Linked DNA regions of Homo sapiens: region 1 is linked to region 2. The links are chromatin loops, found by intact Hi-C in ENCODE. Cell type or tissue: A673. All regions are shown on one strand. Links, peaks and the distances in the headings refer to the core of each region. The heading gives the core; the rest is flanking DNA. Region 1 has its middle 100 kb from the start of PAK3. Region 2 overlaps CAPN6 (calpain 6).

Region 1 (2,919 bases), core at 212-2,711, 250 kb after region 2:
ATACAGAGAAGGCAACAACCAGCATCTAGCACAACATCTCATCGAGTCAGCAAAGACAATTCAACATGTAATACTGCTTGTAACGGCAAAAATTGCCAATGATCTAAATGCCCATCAATATGAGATTGATGAGATAAATTATGAAACATCCAAAGAAAAGAACACTATATCATTGTTTAAAAGAAGGAGCTAAAACTGTACTTTCTGAGAAGGACAGACGTTTCCAAAGGATTGTAAGTGAAAAGAGCAGGTCATGTAACAGTCTCTATATCATGATCCCAGTAAAACCATAGATCTGTGTTTATATATGCATAAAACTGTCAACCATAGTTATCTAGTACAGTGTCGGTGCACAGAATTACAGAGGAAATTTCCCTTTGTATTTTGTATACTTATGTATGCTGTTGACCTTTACAACAAGCCAATATCACCTTATAATTGGAAAAAACAATACTAGAATTTCCATTTTGCAAAACAAAAACATCCTATCTTAGATCACCTTCATCCATGCTATCTTTTGCATTGACAACATATCTTGGATTTAGCCATGCATTTGAATTTGTCTCAGAATTTTCTCATGAATGAACTAAAGCAAGATAGTAACATATTGATCAAGTTATAATACAGTCAAATGGATTGGCAATCCAGCAGAAGTTCTCCAGAGAAGGGCCACAAGACTTTTTCATTTTTATTAATAACTTAGGTGATACAGAAAATGTACTTACTGTGTTTTAAGATGACTCAAACCTGGCAGGGATGTCGGAATATGTTGAAGAACAAAATTGAGATTCAAAATAAGCTCAGACGGGTTGGAATACTGGGCTAAAATTTAAATGGTGAAATATAAATGAGATAAAGAAAAAAAATCATCAATTCAAATTTTAAAAGTCCATTTTGTGAGGCCAAAATAGGGGAAGTGTGGCTTCACAGCAACTCACATCAAACAAATAAACAAACTAAAAAAGATCAAGGGGCTTGAATTGACCCACAAGCACAATTCGAGCCAACAGTTTAATGTACCTAAATTATTTAGTCGCTAAAAACAGAGCACAATTTTAGATTGCATAATCAAAGTACAGTTTCTAGATCCTAGAATATAATCATTGCACTGTAACCTCCTCTGTTCACTCCTGCCGTCTCCTGTTCAATTTTAGACATCACATTTTAAGAGAGTCACTAAGAAAGTGGAAAACCTCCAGAAGAGGGTTGCAAGATTGACAAAAGAAAACCATTCTATAATAGGAGTTACTCTTGAAGGTAGAAGAGACAATAGGGCCTGTAAAGGAGAAACGTTGGGGGATATATAAGATATCCACCTGCCTTCAAATCTCAAGTATTTTCCTGCGGAAGGTATGCACTTATTCTGGGTTGCTCAGGTGATAGAACCAGGACTACTGCCACCCGGTGGTGAAAAGGAGGCAGATTTTCAGTAAACCCATCAAAAGGCTTTCCGACCTTGAGAAGGTCCTGCAAGAAGAGGCTGAGCAAGCTGATAAGGCAGTGACGGTTTTAGTCGAGGCGGAATGAACAGATGCCCGGTGGCAGAATTGCACTGAGTCCCTTTCAGCTCTAAGAGATTACATCTTTTTCCCCTATTCTCCGTGCCATCAATTCCTCTCTGTGTCGCCCTCAGGATCAATAAGTCCACTCTCTGCAGTCTACAGAGTGGTAAGGAGAGTTCTGAGGGAATGGTGGAGTTGCTGCCTCTTGTTTATTATTGCCCAGGATCTATGGGGTCAAAACCCACTGCTTATAGGAGTGCCAAATAGCTCATATAAGTTGGGTCATGTCCTTCACTGAACAAGCTCCTCCGTGGCTTTCCATCTCACTCCCTGGAAATGGCAGTCAATGCCCTTAACAAACTTGTCTCTGTGACCTCTCTGACCTCCCATCCCAATACTCTTCCCTTCATTCACTCCATTGCTGCAACATGGGCTTCTTGGCAGTTTCATAAATGCCAGATATCCTCCTGATTCAAAGACCTTGCTCTTCCTGTTCTCTCTGCTCCCAATGCTCTTCCCTGAGATACCTACATGACCTACTCCCTCACCTCCTTTAGGGCTGGATTCAAAAGATTACCTTCTTGGTGAGGCCTACCCTGACCACCCTCTAAAATTATAGGCTCTGCAGGGTTCACTCTCCAACCCTCCCTCACCACTCCTGACCATTTTACAACTCCTTATCACCCCATCTGAAGATATTTTCCATAGTACTTAATATCACATAACACAATATTTTATATTTATTATTTTGTTTTCCATACTACCTCTATTGGGCTATAAATTCCTTAAATACAGGAATAATGCCTGTCCTGTGTGTTTTTTTTTCTTGTCATATCTCAGCTTCTGGAACACTGGCTAGCACACAGTAGTTACTTATTAAGTGTTTAACGAAATGCCTGCTGCATCCCAAATCCATGCCATCTCCTGCAGTCTTGATTTTCTCAACAAAAGAAATTTTAAATTTAAGAACCAAATCCAAAAATAATAACAAGATGTGTCTTAGTAGTAAGATTTGGCATGATTGCCTATTTTTCTCAATTTTCTCATGTTTTAGTTATGCTGTCATATTACCTTAATGGTCAACTGGCCATAATAACTGTAGCAGCTAACATCTATTGAATGCTTATCATGTACCAGGCATGGTGATAAGTACTTTACTTGGATTAACTCATTTAATCCTCACAATAGCCCTTTTCAGTTGGCACTACTGTCATTCCCATTTTAAAGACCAGGAAACCGAGAAACGAGGAAGTGATGTGACTCGACCAAGGCTACACAACTAATATTAGACAGATTCCAAAGCCCATGTTATTGTCCCCTAACTTCAGTATAAGATGAAAACTGGTGATGATGATGATAGCTAACATTTATTGAGTACTAATCATGTATCAGGTGCTATGCTAAATGTTTAACACAC
Region 2 (2,919 bases), core at 314-2,813:
AGTGTAGTCCTGCCCTAACCCAAGTCACCCCCGACAGTAAATTTTACCTTCATGTTGAGAAAGCTTCCTGGTGCTTAATCAAGAGCTGGAGTTCAATGAGTCCTAGACAGTGAGAGGGGCCTGAGCTTCAGCTCAATGGAAGCCTGCTGTGTGCCACAAGACGGAAAAGTGGAAGAAGCTGCAGTGGGAGACAAAGCCTCGGTCCCCCACCCATCCACACACACCTACACTCACACACGCGCACATGGGCGCGCACGAACTACCATTCAGGCAGTCAGTGGGCAAGAGGAAAGATAAGTAAGTACCATACACACCTAAAAGATGAGAGAATTCATCCAGACATATTACAGCCAGTTTGGGGCCCCTGACTGCAATGTGAAACCTCTCGCTGCTGCTAGGTTTACAAACAAGCCCATTGTCCTGTGCCTCCTAATATCATTTGTACTGAAGACCCCATCTGGGGACTTGAGACTTTGGTCCCAGCCCAGACTCCTCAGACTTTTCTCTCAGTTGGGATGCTTCACTCGCTGGGGGTGTTTGTTTGCCCTCTCATTTTTCAGTACTTCTACAGAATTTTCTCTAGAGTCAGTCATTATGAAATGTACTTCCCTCCATCTTAACCTATCAACTTTCTGCCCCTCCTTCAAGGCCCAGTATAAATGCCACCTCCTCCATGAAGCCTTCCCTAATTCCACCCCAAACCCCCACCTTCAACAATATTTCAACGCTTCTGCAATGATGAAAAAGAAACATAGTTGTAGTACTTAGCCTACCTAGACCAGCAAGCATTCATTTTTAGCTCGCTCATTTTTTACCATGTTTTCCAGTCTGTTTAACTTCTGCAGTGCCTTCACTACACTGCCTTACATAAACCAAATCACAATAAAGTTCATATTCAGTACATTGATCAGTCTTGACTTGAATTGATGGCATGGGATGGATGGCAAGAGTGACCATCTGTTAAGACTTGTTTCAAAGCCACTGGAGGTGGGGGTTGAGGTACTTCATGAAATCTGAGCTCAGGTAAAAGTGTGATGGATTCAAAAGCCCTGGCTACACTCTGATGGTACAGTTCTTTGCATTCTGGGGTAGTTGGAAGAATGAAGAGGGGCCTTTATTTCATATTTAGGGACAGCTAGGTGCTATTCGGGGTTACTTGAGTTTGAAACTCCTATTTGGGATTGGACTCGAGGCCATAGGTACAGTAGCCAAATCTTTCAAGGGAAGATCTCTCAACAAGACAAAATACCAACTCCCCTTTCCCAGCATCTTCCTTAGAGCCGAAGGGATGTGTGAAGACTTCACTCATTTGCTTATACAACCTGCCATCTACCATCTTAGGGTAGGCAAAGGGGAAAATTCTTATTTTTCTTTCTGACATGAAAAAGTGCCTAACCAGGGGAGGGATCTCCAAAGGAGTAGCTCAGGAGAACAGTTCTCAAGTACAGCCCTCACTGTCTGTCCCTATAACACTAACCCAGAACACACTAGAGATTTACATGTTGTAGATTTTTGTTAGACATGAAATATCCCATGTGGATAATGCAGTCATTCCATATGGTCACCAGATGGCACTATGGTATTACAATTAAGCTCAAAGATGCTACTGCTTTTTTTTCCCCCCAAGGATGACAATTTTTCCCCAGACAAAAAAGGGTAGAATGCCCTCTTTCACCACTCATATTCAACATAGTATTGGAAGTTCTGGCCGGGACAATCAGGCAAGAGAAAGAAATAAAGGGTATTCAAACAGGAAGAGAGGATGTCAAATTGTCTCTGTTTGCAGATGACATGATTGTATATTTAGAAAACCCCATAGTCTCAGCTTAAAATCTCCTTAAGCTGATAAGCAACTTCAGCAAAGTCTCAGGATACAAAATCAGTGTGCAAAAATCACAAAGCACTCCTATACACCAATAACAGACAAGCAAAGAGCCAAATAATAAGTGAACTCCCATTCACAATTGCTACAAAGAGAATAAAATACCCAGGAATATAACTTACAAGAGACGTGAAGGACCTCTTTAAGGAGAACTACAAACCACTGCTCAAGGAAATAAGAGAGGACACAAACAAATGCAAAATAAAGCCATGCTCATGGATAGGAAGAATCAATATTGTGAAAATGGCCATACCGCCTGAAGTAATTTATAGACTGAATGCTATTCCCATCAAGCTACCATGAACTTTCTTCACATAATTAGAAAAAAAACACTTCAAATTTCATATGGAACCAAAAAAGAGCCCACATAGCCAAGACAATCCTAAGCAAAAAGAACAAACCTGGAGGCATCATGCTACCTGACTTCAAACTATACTACAATGCTACAGCAACAAAAACATCATGGTACTGGTACCAAAACAGATATATAGACAAATGGAACAGAACAGAGGCCTCAGAAATAACACCACACATCTACAACCATCTGATCTTTGACAAACCTGACAAAAAGAAGCAATGGGGAATGGGTTCCCTATTTAATAAATGGTGCTGGGAAAACTGGCTAACCATATGCAGAAAGCTGAAACTGGATCCCTTCCTTACACCTCATACAAAAATTAACTCAAGATGGATTAAAGACTTAAATATAAAACCTAAAACCATGAAAACCCTAGAAGAAAACCTAGGCAATACCATTCAGGGCATAGGCATGGGCAAAGATTTCATGACTAAAACACCAAAAGCAATGGCAACAAAAGCCAAAATTGACAAACGGGATCTAATTAAACTAAACAGCGTCTTCACAGCAAAAGAAACTATCATCAGCATGAACAGGCAACCTACAGAATTGGAGAAATTTTTTGCAATCTATCTATCTGACAAAGGTGTAATATACAGAATCTAGAAGGAACTTAAACAAATTTACAATAAAAAACAATCGCATCAAAAAGTAGGCGAAGGATATGAACAGACACTTC

The links. Hi-C counts contacts between places; a loop is a spot of excess contacts. Peaks named below come from ENCODE experiments on the same cell type or tissue, not always from the same donor. Only the 100,000 strongest peaks of a DNase experiment are listed, where the experiment ranks them.
Region 1: it touches region 2 in a loop (9-fold over the local background); 22 of 110 quality-filtered maps call a loop at or near these places.

The regions. Positions count from the first base shown.
Region 1 is chrX:110,991,289-110,994,207 of GRCh38, reverse strand. It overlaps a transcript of PAK3 not described here. Among named protein-coding and RNA genes, the nearest start is that of PAK3, 100 kb to the left of the region's middle. In A673, for the core only: CTCF peaks have their summits at 1,191 and 1,394 (motif pointing left); no DNase peak of the experiment used is centred there; H3K27me3 peaks cover 363 bases.
Region 2 is chrX:111,243,087-111,246,005 of GRCh38, reverse strand. CAPN6 (calpain 6) reads left to right here. Exons shown (of 13, transcript NM_014289.4): 13 at 1-907. Among named protein-coding and RNA genes, the nearest start is that of CAPN6, 26 kb to the left of the region's middle. In A673, for the core only: a CTCF peak has its summit at 1,559 (motif pointing right); no DNase peak of the experiment used is centred there.